2 separate regions of the Mus musculus genome follow, and region 2 is linked to region 1. Evidence: chromatin loops called from intact Hi-C (ENCODE). Cell type or tissue: heart. All regions are shown on one strand. Links, peaks and the distances in the headings refer to the core of each region. The heading gives the core; the rest is flanking DNA.

Region 1 (7,481 bases), core at 762-5,761:
AACCAAGACTTTTGGTGCAGAAAACACCAGTTCTGTACCAGGGCCTGCCCACAAAAAGTCATCTTTGGTCAGCATGGTTTTTTACTAGTGAGCAGAGCTTGGGCAGAGTGCTGAGGTGTACGGGGCAAGGCTGAGGACCATGGTGTGGCTTCTGGAGGTGTCCTTTTCACTCAGCACAGGCAGGGGTCCATAGGAAGCGAAGTGCCCTTTTGTCTCTATTTATCTGAGTCGCTACTGTAAACTGGGCCATAGAAAGACAAATGAAACTCTGAAAGACAATGGCTGGTACTTGCAGGTTGGTTTAATGTATGTGTCAGAAAGGAGAGGAGATTTGGGGGGAACATTTGAAAAGGCACATTCTTGCTGTGCATGGAGATTGTATCATACATTTGAACAGTAGTGAGTGCTTTAATACTGCTATTTTTTTTCAAAAGACATTTTAAAGCACATGTTATAATTTTGGAATTATACCTTAAGTATACTTTTGAAGTATTCAAAGGTGAAACAAAGTTGTGGTTACCAGTTACACAGCCAGCCAAGGAAAAGGCAGATTTCTAAATGTGTAGGAGTCAGTAGAACATTGTATGATTTCCTCCGTGTACAAATCATTTTCTGTTTTCTTCTATTACTTATTTATATTTTAATTGTATGTATATACTTGTTTTGCTCACATGTTTGTATTTGTACCACTTGAGTGCCTGGTACCCATGGAAGCTAGGAGAGGGTGTTGGACCCTCTGGAACTGGAGTGACAGATGGTTATGAGCCACCTTGTGGATGCTGGGAATTGAACCTAGGTCCTTTGGAAGAGCAGCCAGTTCTCGTAACCATTGAGTTATCCCACCAGCCCTTCTGTTTTCCCTTAAACCTTAGCATCTGATCTCATTGACAAAGCAGAACAATGTGATCTCTTGTACTGGAGACCCCATGTTTGCTATTTGATCCCCATCACTTGCAAAGTCCTACTATCCTCTGTATCTATGTGGTGCCTGTATTGCCCACCTTGTGGCTCGAGGTTAGCCTTTCATTTAGAAGATAAGAAGAATACTTACGGTTCTCCCCCACCTTGAATGTTTTCATGAGAGAACCCAGGACGCTGTGGCTGAAACGAAATGATTTTCAATGTCATCAATGTTTGAACTGGTATCATTAAAAAGGCAATTTGGGTAATAGCATGGTACTTTTTTTTCTTGACATTTAATATTTCCTGTTGTAAAAAACCAAGAGGAAGAAAAAAAAAGTCCACCAAATAAAGGGTTTCTGTATGCTTAGTAATTCAAGTATTTTGAAGGGTGCTTAAAGTCAAAATACCCGAGGTTCAAACTTTTGAGCACAATCTGGTCTCCTCAAGCTTTGGGGGAAGTTGACATTTAGTCTCATTGATTTTTCCAAGGTCAGGAATATGGCAAGAGCAAGAACAAAAACCACAGGAGCGGGGAGGCTGGACACCATTCAACCTCACTCTCCAGCGCTTTCTCAGACAAGCAGAGGGAAGTCACGCCCAGCCGGAACCACACTCGCTCCCAGCCTTTCCCTTCACGGAAGACATTGCCACGTACGGTACAGATGAAAAAGTCAAGAGCCAGACATCCCATGCTGGATGCGAATTTAAACTCTCCGCTCGCAACCGGGTGAGGGCCGGGTCAGGGAAGCACATGCAGTTTTCCAAAGGGAACACAGAGAACTTTAAGAAGAATGCAAACGGACAAGATCCAGGTAACATATAATGCTTTACCTTCGAAGAGAAATATTGGTAGGAATCCCCAGTGCACTGAACTCTCAAAAGAGTTTCCTTTCTTTTTAAACTAAGCATCAAGACCAGTATCTGTAATAGATACTTATAATATTGGAAATGACGAGCCTTAGCATCCTGTATAGCCACACAAATACTTCAGAGAATGCAATTGAACATGTTTGTTGAATATGGAAGCTCAGTGTATTTTACATCAACCACCCATATGCTATGTTTCAGGGAAAGAGATACATATGACCCATTCACATTTCAAATATTGTTCTGCTAAATGACAGCTACCTGCTAAGATAACAAACGCAGAGCCTAGAAGCTAATAATAATGCAATTAGTCACTAGGGCCACGTCTTCAGGTACCAGGACCAGTGCTTGGATACACATCATTACTATTGATCATCATAAACTAGACGGATTTACCCTGACACTGTCCATAGACACCTCTGGTCCAAGGGTGGGTAGAGAGCCCTGGGGTTGCAGTCAGTATGAGACTGTGAACAGACCCCTTTCGAAATTCAACCGTCATTTCCTAACCCACATCATTAACTTAGTGCAAATTAAGTTCACTGCTGTAAGCCTATTAATTGGGAACATTTTAAAGTAGTATTCCTGTAATTTTTTTCAATATCTATGATGGAATACATAAATTTAAAACTGAAGAATGGATAGGAATTCCCAGCCCCATAGATGCTTTACTCCTATAAAACAGTATTTAAATTTACAAACGATATTATTAAATATAAAATATCGAATGCATAAATGATATTATTTTCAAGGATAATGAAGACTAAGCTGTGTATGGTGGTGCATGCCTTTAATCTCAGCACTCTGGAGGCAGATCTCAGTGAGCTCAAGGCCGGCCTACAGGGCTACATAAGAGGGACCTTCCTCTAGACATTTTTGAGACTTTTAATTTAAGGAATCATTAATTAATGTAATACACAGAGAAACAAGTGCAAGTCACCCATAATGTACACATTACCCTTCCAGTTCTTTTCTAATTCCTTTTGAAGTTAACAACTGTATCAACCTGTTAGTAAGGAGATTTGGGGGTGATAGTCCGGTATTTAGTATTATCATTAGACTTTTACTTGCTCACAGCCTTTGATCCTCCAACCTCCCTAATTATTTAAGTACACTGTCTTTTTGACAGTTAGGAAAGCTGGGCTCTTTGTGTGGGGCTCACGTAATTCCTGGGTGTGTGCCAGCAATTTCCACCCTGTAATATGAAGGGTTTGCGCTATCTCATTCAATTGTGACTTTTGTGACATTTCAAAGAGTTTCTTGGATAGGAATCTTCCTCAGATGAATGGATAACTACTGATCTGTTTCTAAGGAAACTTGCCCATTCCGGCATTAGAGTTAATATAGTTTACGGGTCCTTGGCGAGGAGAGGGATTGTAGTGTTGACGGTCACTTATGGATGTGCATTTGTGTCTGTGTGGGGCACTGTCTGCTATCGACCTTGGTCATGCAGCTTAGATGCCTCAGCCTAAGATCAGGGAGACAAACAGGATAAGAAGCCTCTTCCCCCTGTGGAGCCCATAAAGGAATAGATAATTCACCTCATAGTTTTCTTTTGCCATATACAGATTCCTCTCCTTAATCTTACATGCTATACAGTGAAAACCCCAGAGGTAATAGTTCAACTTCACTGTGGGTGTTAGTTACACAGACGTACATCTAAAGACATTTTGCCCTTCATTAAATGACAAAAAGAGATGGAAGGACGATTTTGATTGGCCCTCTGTTGAATGACGTATTATGACGGACTAGATGGATTGATTTGGTTAAACTCAGCATCTGTGTTTTGGGTTTCCTGTGGGTTATTCAAGCAAAGTGCTTCCAAATACCATCTTTGCTACAGTTTGTGCACCCCATCGCCACCTAGTGGTGGTCAGTGGTAGTAACATGTAAAAGTTGCGCCTTTTGTTAACAGGGATTAAATCCCTTGGGCCTAGATTGATTTTTTTGAAAGGATGTTCTGAAGCCTACAAGATAATTGGAAGTAATAATGATCTGTTTTGCTGGCCACGCTCTTCCTTTTCTGCAGTCTCAATTCTTGAGAAGAAATGACTTGTTAGCCTGCACTGTTTAAGGTTGAGTTCTATTTTAACTGCTCAGGCATTTCTATCATGCATAGCATCTCAGTGTGCTGAGATCTTTATAGAGTGCTATATACTTATAATATTTGGAGAGGCTTATGCAAACTGTGAGCTTGAGAAAGCAGCTTTCAAGTTAAGAGGTTGCCATTACCATGTGAGACATTTTAAGCAAGAATTTAGCTATGGTTATATTCTCTTGATAAGGTTTTCGAGTTCAACAAAGATTTGAAAGCCCAATGATGCCTCACAGAGCCCTAAATATTTAATGTCTGTCTTCCCTCCTCAACGTTACCATGGGGATGAACTATATGAAAGCAATGGTTTCATCCAGAGATTTTCATAAGTACATATTACATCCTTTGAGTTTTCCTTTTTTAAAAATGATATAGAAATGGATACAAAAGAGGCAGGTTTTAAACACATGGTACTGTGCAAAGCCAGGATCAGTAATTAAGATTAATATAAAGGATCAAAGCCGGGTGTGGTGGCGCATGTCTTTAATCCCAGCACTTGGGAGGCAGAGGCAGGTGGATTTCTGAGTTTGAGGCCAGCCAGGTCTACAGAGTGAGTTCCAGGACAGCCAAGGCTACACAGAGAAACCCTGTCTCGAAAAACCAATATATATATGTATATATATATATGATCAGTTATAAAAATTTATGAAGCTTCTTTGAGGTTTATCCTATAATCTGGGATTAGCAGACAACATGCACTATTGCAGCTAGAAGTTTGAAAGCCAAGTATTTACTTATGCCTCCCTCAAGCCACCCCAGGAGGATCAGCGGTAGGTTAGATGATTCTCTAAAAGGTATGGATGCTACTTTAAAAACCATTGTGGACAAGGTCTCTGGAGCTCTTGGGTTCCCAAGACTTTCTTTCTCAGCAAATGCTAGCTGTAGTGTGTGTCAGCCAGAAATAGAGGGCTGTGACTCAGCTAACAAACAAAAATCACTTACTGGCCGGCCTCTTTTCTCTCTTAGATTAGGAACGTGGAACACATATTAAAATAAAGGAGAATCTTCTGGCCCTCAGACATTTAAGTAGTACACAAACTTATAAAATGGAAATATAGGCAAGGAAAAAAACCTCAGGGCGACTCAAAGCAAGGCATCTTACTAACCCATGGGAAATTATGAATGAGTTCTGTTAAGTTTTATAAAATTAACTTACTGTCTGTCTGTCTGTCTGTCTGTCTGTCTGTCTGTCTCTTATCGCCTCCTGTGAGTATTTGTGTTAGCTCTGGAAGGCTGTCAGTAGAGATTAATCTCTACAAACTGACACTCCCTCCTCCCCTATGGCAATACGAGTCTGCGTCAACAATGGAAGCAGATCTGACTCTGCAAAGCAAAAGGCACAGAATGCCTTACGTGTGAAACACGACTTGTACTTATGAAATAGAATGGGAACACTAAAAATTAAGCTCCAAGACCTTGAAATGCAGAGCTGTGTGGCAGGCCAGCCAAAGCTAAATCAGGGCCCATTAACTTAGATATGGTGAAAGGAACCCTGGAGTCTGCATAGATGAAAAACCCCACATTCCTTGGCTTCATTCCCCAGAACTCAGGGTGCCATTTAGAATCCGTCCAAGTTCTGCAGATGTTACAAAACTGCATAGTTGAAGGAGAAGCAACTGACCTCAAAGATAGAAGGGGATTGGGAATGCACAGATGCCCAGAGAGCAGTATCACAGGGAGCAACGTGGTGAAAAAGTAGCATGTGTCTCCTGAGCAATGGAATATTTTGAAATGGCTGACAGTTTAAAATAAATCCATAGAAACCAAAAGGCACTAAGAGTTAGCATCACCGGAAGCAGGTGAGCTTGGCATATGACTGGCCATAGCTTAGTTCTCTGTACTAAAAATAGTGACTGGAAACCAGCAATTGATTATGGAAGGAAAACAGATGTAGAAAACAATGCACGCTGTGCTCTTGTTTGAGTAGTTTAGTGTTTGAGGCGCGCCCTTTACACAAGAGGCGCGCCACAACAAGGCAGTGTACGGCCCATTCAGATCTGACTTCCTAGCTCCTCAACCACTGGTCACTTGATTTCCAGGGACTCCTCAGCCTCGCCTTACTGCACGATCACAGCAAAGTCACCTAAGGAGGAGCCAGGGTGGCCAGGATGGCTGCAGCAGGTAGGGGATGTCCGACCCTACCCTGTGGGAACCGCTGACAGGAGAGCCGCACGACCTCTTAGACATCACTGGGCTCCGAGGCGGCTTACCCAGGACAGATGTCTTGCCTTTTAAGTCAGCCTAGAAAAGCCATAAGAAGTGGGTTAGCTCTCGTCTTCATTCCGTGGCCTTTGGGAGGAACCTTCTTGGTTTCCGGTTTTCTGCACACACACAGCATGCCATGCTTAAATATTAGCTGAACAGGGGAGGGTGAACAGGCGTCTCGCAGCTTCTCTGTCTGCTCTGTACGGCTTGGCTTTCACCCTTCCGGGATCAGCAGCTTCTACGGTAGGGGGGACGCACAGTGAAGACACAGTTTGGAAAGCGAAGCTGGCAGGAGAAATGTAATTTGTGTGGCTAAGAGTATTACCTCCTTCCTAGGAGAAGGCTTCACAACTGCACAAAGCACTCTGCCATGTTTCTCTGCTTTTAACCAAATGGTGGGCAATAATAAACAAGGTGAGGCAAGAGAAACTTTGGCTGAATGCCTACCAAGCTTTATAAAAAGCGTTAGTAGTTTTAGACATAAATGTCCTAGCAATGCTCCTAAGAAGAAAATGACATTTTTGTAGGGAGGTGTGGGTAGAGTGAGAGGTAGAAAAATATAACCAAACATCGAGTATGGCCTGACCACGGCTTCTTTTGGCATTCTTTCAAAGAAAGGCCCTCACTATGGCAGTGAACAAGCAAGTCTTGACACGAATTTGCTTTTTTTTTTTTTTTTCTTTCTGTGGCAGGCAGCTGGAAATGCAGGATCTGGAATTTGACTAGAATTAAGAGAACATCAGTAAGACTAACGTTTAAGTTAAAGATTGTAGCTCTAGGTTAGGCTAAATTTCATGACCATGACAGGTTGTGGTCTCTAGTCTCTTGGGATGATACATTCTTGTCATGCATGTCCTAGAAGAGGATATTGGATGCTTGCTTATGGAAGAGGATATTGGATGCTCTCCACTATCCAGTCCTGGTTTTGTCTCCACTCAAGCACATGGTCACTGAGGGTAGACCACTGTTCCTAAGCTTCCTTGTTCCCTGCTGTGTGTGTTCATGTGACATTTTCTGAAAGAAGAAACAGCAAGTTCTGAGATTGTCCAGGTCTGATGTCTGTGGAACTACCATGATGTTGTCCCCTCTCCTACTCCCTCCCCCCTCTCTCCCTCTCCCTTTCTTCTTCCCTCCTTCTTTCATGTGAGTTAAAGAATGGTTGATATGGGTTAACAAAAATGTTAGTATAGTGAACAGTATTTCTAACTACACTGTTCTATGACTATTAAAATATTATTTTTCTTTTGTGTCAGTGCTTTCTTTCCTTGTAATTAACATGAGATCTGGGACTGAATAATTTTTTTTATATTTACAAACAGAAACGTGTTCAGTTTTCTTCTTATGAGTTTATCCTTCTTCTTATGAGTATAAAATAGACTTTACATGGTTTAGAAAACTCAATGGGGAATTA
Region 2 (7,481 bases), core at 1,293-6,292, 68 kb before region 1:
ATCAATCAACATAGAGAACTACCTAAACCCTATGACCCTTGGTAACCGACCCCCTCCTCTCCTAAATCCTATAAAAAAAAGGCCCACCCCAGTGAACAGGGTACTTGAGTGGTCTCACTCATAAGGCTCCTTGGCAGCCTTGACAGTGTCTCCCTCTCTGAGCTGTACTCAGAATAAAGCAATCTTGCTACTCTTGCAAGTCTATGGGAGCCGTTATTTTCAATTCTTTGGATTTGAGGCCTAAGCTTCGGCAGCCTTGGCTCAGACCCTACAAGCAGTAGCTCTCCCACAAGCTCTGGCTGCAGCTCCATTGTCTCCTAAGGAGCAGGTGCTTACTATGTGCAAGCTCCTTGACTTAGCATGAGGTTATATCCCAAGCAACTGCAACCTCTTTATGCAGCTGGAGACACCTTAAATCAACCAACACTGAATATACCAAACCTGCAGAACGTCCTGTTGTAGAGCAGTGCAATACACTGTAGAGGCTCACGGTTGCTCTGCCGATTGGTTGGCACTAACCGTGGCCTTTTACCACTGTCCAGCATCAAGACAGAGTCACACACTGTCAGTGGCTAGCACAGGCAGAGACGGAAAACTCTTAAGTATGGTCTGACTTGAAGGTGTCACTTTCAAACCATTATAAAGTGGCAGTGTCATGAACCGAGGGCCCTGCACAGTCTGCATTGATACAGCACCAGACAGGCAGGGGTACATCCAATCTAGCTTGTAGGAGGACCAAAACAAATTTAGATGGCTTGAGAAAATGGATGGAACTTCTTATGACAGAAAGTATGGCATACTTCAGTTCTTTGTGTCCTTAACAAAACAGACAATTACCTTTTTTTGTGGGGTGAGTATTTTGAGAGCACAATCTACTTATTTATGACAATAAAGTTATGTAAAAGGTGAGCAACTTAGTCATTTGTATTATAGCTATATTTATTTTATAACATATGTGATATACCAGGTGCTGCTATGTATTAAACAGTTTCCGACATAAAAGGTTCCTGCCCTTGGGGAGCAAGTGATGGAGTCAGATATGCTTAAGTATCTTGGGTATAGACAAGATAATAAGAGAGGATAGGCAGAAAGCTATGTATGATTATGCAATAGATGAAGTGACCATCATTAGAGGATTAGAGGAGGGCTAGGTTTTCATGGGCAGAGTGGACCACGGGGTAGGGCTGGAGAGAAGAATTCTGGGAGAGAGTGGTGTGTATCAGAAGCACAGCCATGCCAACGAGATCATAAACAGCCCTGAGCTGTGGCATCACTGTCCTTGTATGGAGTGAGAAGAGGAACAGGAGACGCAGGGAAGAAAAGAAGTCAGAACAGAGAGTTAAACAGCCACGCAGAAGAGCCCACCTTCTGTTGTCTAGAAGCTAGTGATGTCACTGAAGGATGCTTAATGGGAAAAATGGACAGCCCACTGCACCTTTCAAAGGCGGATGGTAAGAATATGCAGGGTGACTTGGAGACTATAGGCAGGCTTCTGGGCAGGACGTTATGATATCTTGAATAAAGGCAGCAGCCCGAAGAACAGCGCCACTGACAAATTGCATGTCACTGGGGACAGTGAGGGACATTTTTCTCATGCGTAGACTGAAGTAATAGAATAATATTAAATTTACAAAATGGAATGACTGCCTAGCAGCAGCAGATACTTTTCACTAACACCTCTGAATTTTCACCCAGGTGACTTCTCATGTCTCTGTAATTATTATGAACGTAATATTCTTAATAAGAATCCACAAAGGCATAAAAGCCCAAGTTAAGTGGGCTTGCATTGATTTAACAAGAATCCCTGATATGTATGGCTTTGGGGACAGTCGGGGTGGAACAATTCGGTGGTATCTGTTCCCTAGAAGTTAAAACCATCGGAAAGGTGTATTTTAAATAAATAACATCTGGTTTATTATTGAATCAAGTGCCCACAGTTGTGACACACATTAGCTGAGTTAAAAATCCAAGACAGAATGGCTCTTCAAATAAAAATGTCATGACATCAAATACATGGTCTTTGTAGTCTGAATGCAGATGTAAGATTGCACTAAGATAAATCTTGCTTTAAGTGTCAATGATCCCAAGCTTCAAACATGTGATTCATTAGACAGATATGTTACAGAGTAATAGTAAGATAATTCCTTTATAAATTTTCTCCAAGGGTCTTTATGACATAATCCATTCTTTTGGATTTAATTTAAATATGATGTATTCTTTGTTAGCATTCAAGAGCTTCTGTTACTTAATATGAGCAAGTGGGACCTTATAAACTAGGCATATTTCTTAGAGACAGTGGAAACTGTTTTCTTTGGTAAATCTATAAAAGGAATGGCTTGGCCCACACCATGGAAGCATTTTCTGCTTAATTTACTTAAGAGCATTTCTGGGGGGATGTTTTAATGTCTCATATAAAAACACATGTCAGATGTGTTTACATGTTTTTTTGAAAAATGTAAAACAAAGCTTGAGATGAGCCGTTGTATGCAACCCTATGATACACGCTTTGGGCTTCTTCAAAAGCTTAGGGCGCCACAAATAATATTAATGTGTGTACAGTGCCCTATTCAAAACCTGTGATTGATCAGGTTATAAAGCATGTATTCATAAAATATAGCATGAGCAGAGAAGCATAAAATAAGAAAACCATAACACTTGGAACATAAAATGATAACATTTAAAAGTTTGTGCTTTCACGTTTCGAACGGCTTGCATGAGTAACTGAAAAGATTGCTTTCAAAAGTTGAGGAAGTTATCAACTAGATGCTTAACAATTACTCTAGAAATTTGCTGACAGAAAAGGAACCCTGGGTTTCATTTTTACACCCTCCTTCTTGTTGGGTTCTGCTTAAGATACCCTGGAATAAGGCAGTTTGGTTTTTTGCTACTACAGTCTTCCTTTTTAAAGTTATTAGACTGAGTGGTTGCTCTCTATCAGGTAAACTATAGCCCAGGTTTTCTTTGCAGTTTGAGTTATAGGTAATGCTTCGTCAGCCAAGTTCCAAGCTTTGGAAAAATATTTATCCAAAATGCCTGGAAACGGAGGAATACACATTAGTAATATTTTCCCTGTCTGGCTGATATGAGAGGTTCCGACTTGGCCAGTCCAAGCTGTGCCCTGAGAACAGTACCCTGCTGAAGTTCCCATCCAGGCAAGAAAACTGCTCAGATGCAAGTGTAGAGCCACCAAATAACCACTAGAGTGACACCTCTTTCTTGCTCTCCATATCTGATGTGTGTGTGTGTGTGTGTGTGTGGTGGGGAGCCAAAAGCACCCCTCAGCTATGGAGCCCTCCTCTGAGCCCAGCACTGTCAGTTGACCTTTCTGGCTAATGTGGCTGGGGACCAAGGAAAAGGGATGCAGAGTTTGTGAGCTGCCTTGATTAAATCTCAGAACTGCTTTGCATCCTCCAGCTTGTTGCTGAAGTCTAACTGGGAGCCAGAAGCTCAGGCCCCCGCCAGTGCACCATCCTGCCTCCCTCCCTGGGTCTCTTGGTTTCTCTCTTTAACTCCAGGGCTACTCTCGGATGCCAGGTGACCTGTAGCACAAAATCAGAATGGAAAACACCTACCCTGGTGATGACCAAAGGCTGATTGAAGTCTATGCCCCCAGAGAGTCTGAAGCCCCAGGGCGCAGGACCCGGGAGAACTACGTTCTGGGGCATGGTGCCTTCCCTCGAGTGGGTCCAGCGACGGTGGCTCTGCAAAGCGCTTGTCTCGGAACCGGACAACCTACTTAGCTCCTGGGGCTGCGACCTAACTGGGAATGCTGTCCCGGAGATTTATCCCTGCTGCGAGTGACGTCACTGGCCTCCCCTCTTCCCCGCCCCCTCCCACCAAGGAGAGCTCCAACTTTGGAAGTGAGAGACAGCGCCTGGTCAGAGGCGCTCCCAGCTGGGTGCAGTCGCCCAGACCTCTCCCCGCCCAAGGAGGCTTCGGGTTACAGCTTCCATCATTCCATTAAGTAACACCTGTCCTCCTGTTTATCGTCTACTTGCTCAGCGGTGCACTTTACTGGGAAGTTAAAAGCAATCACACCGCAGCCTCTATGCTTTCAATTAAAATAAAACCCAAGCACAACCAGGCACTTAGGAATTTAGCAGTTTTGTGCACGCGTTGATGTTCTCTCTTAGTATCTAGCTTTGGTCAAGTTAAAGTCTTCATTTCTTTCGGCTGTAAAAACAGGAGTAATTATTGTACTTGTAGGAGTATTGGAAGGATTTGGTGGCAATAAAATGAAATGTTTCTGTGCAGCGCCCCGCACAGCATAAAAAACAAAAAAAGTCGAGTATTTCTATAATTAAAATATATGTTCCCACGCAGATTGTGCTTGTCTTTGTGATACAGAAATGACTTTGTTATCTGTGAAGTTTACGCTCGGAATCACCCCCTCTTTTGCCCTGCTTACCCCTCAATATCTCACCGCGTGCTAAGTACGTTTCGTTTTAAGTTTGGGCTACATTCACAACTATCCCAGCCGCAGGCGGCAGCACACTGCTTAGACTCTGCATGTTGGACACGGCTGTTTAATACATGGAGGCAAGAGTCAGGACGCCTCTCTGGATGCTGCAGCCAAAATGAAGGTGTCTGTGGGAGTGGGAGTAAAGGGGACCCAGAGCAGAGCACTTGCAATAGAGCATTCTGTTCCGATGTACTGGGAGAAAAGAAAAAAGTGATTTAAGAACCCGTAAATGGAAGGAATCCGTCTGGGAAAGTGGAAACGGCAGAAGGTCACCAAGGAGATTTGTTGGTCACCTCTGTGGTCCAGGTGTGGTAATGATTGCTTTACCTGTGTCTTTGTGCCTTTGTTTTGGCTGGTGTCATTTCTCAGGCTGGCGAATAGCTTCTCTGAATTGGAAGAGCTCACATCAAATCCTATAGCTAACAAATGGTAGAAGTAAAATAAACAATCCAGGTTAGCTCAACTCGAGGGTCTGCTTGGACCAGGAGGAGAGGTGTGTGTGTGTGTGTGTGGGGGGGGGGGGTCTGGGTAGCATCCTGGTTTAGATGTAGTGTAGAATCAAGTGTATCTGGTGCTATGGGTTAGGATGCTCTGATTCTTAAGAAGAGAGGCAAGGATGGGGAAAGAGAAGTGTGAATTGCCTAAAACCCGAGAGAAGGGTCTTGGACTTAACGAGCAAGCACAGGGTCATCCTGGCCCAGGAGAGCAGAGCACTTGCAATAGAGCGTTCTGTTTGGACGGTGCTTGGAGCAAAGATAACAGATCCAGGAACCTGTAAATGGAACAAAACAGTCTGGGAAAGCTCAGGGCAGGAATGTCACCAGCCCACCCAGAGCCAGGGATGGCACCACTCCACCCACTGTGCTGGGCTGCCTGGGTCTCAGGGGATAGAAAGGCCAATTTTCTAGATCCAGGTATTTTCCAGTGTCCTACTTTGTTGAATTATCAGTAAAATAAACATAACATGTTCTGTTGATTTTGTCTACTGTGAATAGGTGTATGATTATAGACCACGTTTCCTCTGTCAGTCACTGGCTAGGTTGTTGTACACCCCCACCCTGCCCCACACCTCTGTGTGCACCCACATATACACGCATGCACAGCTACACACACACAGATGTCTGCACACACAAATAACTGTTGCAAAAATAATGAGATGTTGTATAACTGTCATCACCAATTATTTAAACCTATCTCATGATTTGGCTAATAGGTCCGGTTGCCCCCCCCTCACTCTCTTTCTCTCTCCGTATATATATAATCATTGCACCAAATATTTGGTGCCATTAGATCAGAGCTTCTTCAACTTTTTCCATTAATGACTCATTTTTATTCAGGAAATTTGATATGAACCTGAATATACATACATACATACATACATACATACATACATACATGCATACAAACACACATACATATTCCATACATACATATATAGTGGGGGTTGGTTCTAATATTGTTTGTGTTAATTCAGCTCCCCAAATCACACAGGAACCTTCACATCTGTGCTGAGGGTCCCTGCCCACAGTTGGCTCTGACTGGGAAGTACCATTGCCAGTGGCCAGTGGCTGGGCAGGGAGACAGAGGCAGGACTTTTAGGATTCATGGGCAAGAAACACAAGGATTCCACCATGACAAGGGCATAGGAGACAGACCACACAGGGAAGGTGCAGGAGGGAGAGACAGCAGGAATGTAGGTGCAAAGGGGAGAGCAGCCCCAGAGGGCTGCCCTGTAGGGTCCAGGGCAGCAAAGATAAAATACAGATTTAGTAAGTATTTACTCAGGAATATCGGAGGGGAGTGTGTTAGCCACGTGGAGGTTCAGGAGTGGCCAAGCTACTGAGATAGTTAAGGCATATTAAAATATAGAGGTTGCATTTGTGTCTTTTCATTCACGAATCCAAAATATTTGGGTGGGTGTAGAGGAGGCCTACAAACCTGCTGGGAGCATAGAGCAAATTTGATAATTATCGGTTCACATATATACATATAGCATATATACACACATATGTAATATAAAGTAAGTTGTAAGCCAAAAATTGTTACTAATAAATCATAAAGAAATCTACTTTAAAAATCTTCAGTATGCATATATTCTTGTAGCAAAGCAAGTTTATACAAATGAGATGGGCATGCTTGTTTATTTTTACATACATTTAAATCCTGCCTGAATATTTGGTACTGACAAATGCAGGCTATCTTTTTTTTGAAATATTTATTTATTAATAAGTACATTGTAGCTGACTTCAGACCTACCAGAAGAGGAAATCAGATCTCATTACCGGTAGTTGTAGTTGCTGGGATTTGAACTTAGGACCTTCAGAAGAGCAGTCAGTGCTCTAACCCACTGAGCCATCTCACCAGCCCCAGACTATCTATTTTTCAGAGTTGAACACTATTTATAATTGTGAAGGCTTAGAACTTCACTACCCATGAATATGTAGGATTGAATGATACAAACATGTTTAGGGCCATGTCAGAAAGTTTTGAAAATTCCGTGCTAATTTCAAGCCAAAGAACTATTTAGTAATTTTCTATCATTTGAGTCTGTGACTTAAACCACAATTTTCAAGTCGAATATCCTAAGACCTGGTTGCATGGTCTCATTCATTTTCAATCCCCCTTTTCTCCCTGGGAAAGGGAACAGCAGAGCCCTGTTTTATAGAGACAATAAGACGATGATAGAAAAACATTACAAGCATTTGTTTTCTGTATAAACCATTATGCTTCTCTAAAAACAGGAAGTGCGTGTAATGTAAAAACACCATGCTCAGGCAGGCAGGCTTTACTGGGGTTGCCTGGCATGACGGCACATGCAGTGCCAAGTGCACATGCGTGTTCAGACCCCAAACTAGAACACAGCCAGGAGTCGTAACATGGGCCAGTCCTTGCAGAGACACTTCGGACTTATTACTTGTTTGATTTTGAATTTGGGGGTTTCTAGTGTTGCCTTTTTTGGTGATCGGCACCTTTCATTTTATGAAACCCATATGCAGTTACAGCACACAGTTTGATAAGT

What was found. A loop is a pair of places that touch in the nucleus more often than their neighbours do. Peaks named below come from ENCODE experiments on the same cell type or tissue, not always from the same donor. Only the 100,000 strongest peaks of a DNase experiment are listed, where the experiment ranks them.
Region 2: a loop joins it to region 1, with 4 times the contacts of the local background. A loop is called at or near these places in 6 of 42 quality-filtered maps.

Annotation. Positions count from the first base shown.
Region 1 is chr8:45,813,339-45,820,819 of GRCm38, reverse strand. It overlaps Sorbs2 (sorbin and SH3 domain containing 2), which reads right to left. Exons shown (of 24, transcript NM_001205219.1): 22 at 1,052-1,101. Sorbs2os (sorbin and SH3 domain containing 2, opposite strand) reads left to right here and starts at 1,523. Exons shown (of 6, transcript NR_045739.1): 1 at 1,523-1,715. In heart, for the core only: a CTCF peak has its summit at 3,644 (motif pointing left); no DNase peak of the experiment used is centred there.
Region 2 is chr8:45,881,764-45,889,244 of GRCm38, reverse strand. It overlaps Pdlim3 (PDZ and LIM domain 3), which reads right to left and starts at 3,758. Exons shown (of 8, transcript NM_001374652.2): 1 at 3,573-3,758. The coding sequence starts at 3,665. In heart, for the core only: CTCF peaks have their summits at 3,189 and 4,463; DNase peaks (open chromatin) are centred at 3,814 and 4,524; H3K4me3 peaks cover 3,479 bases; H3K27ac peaks cover 2,600 bases.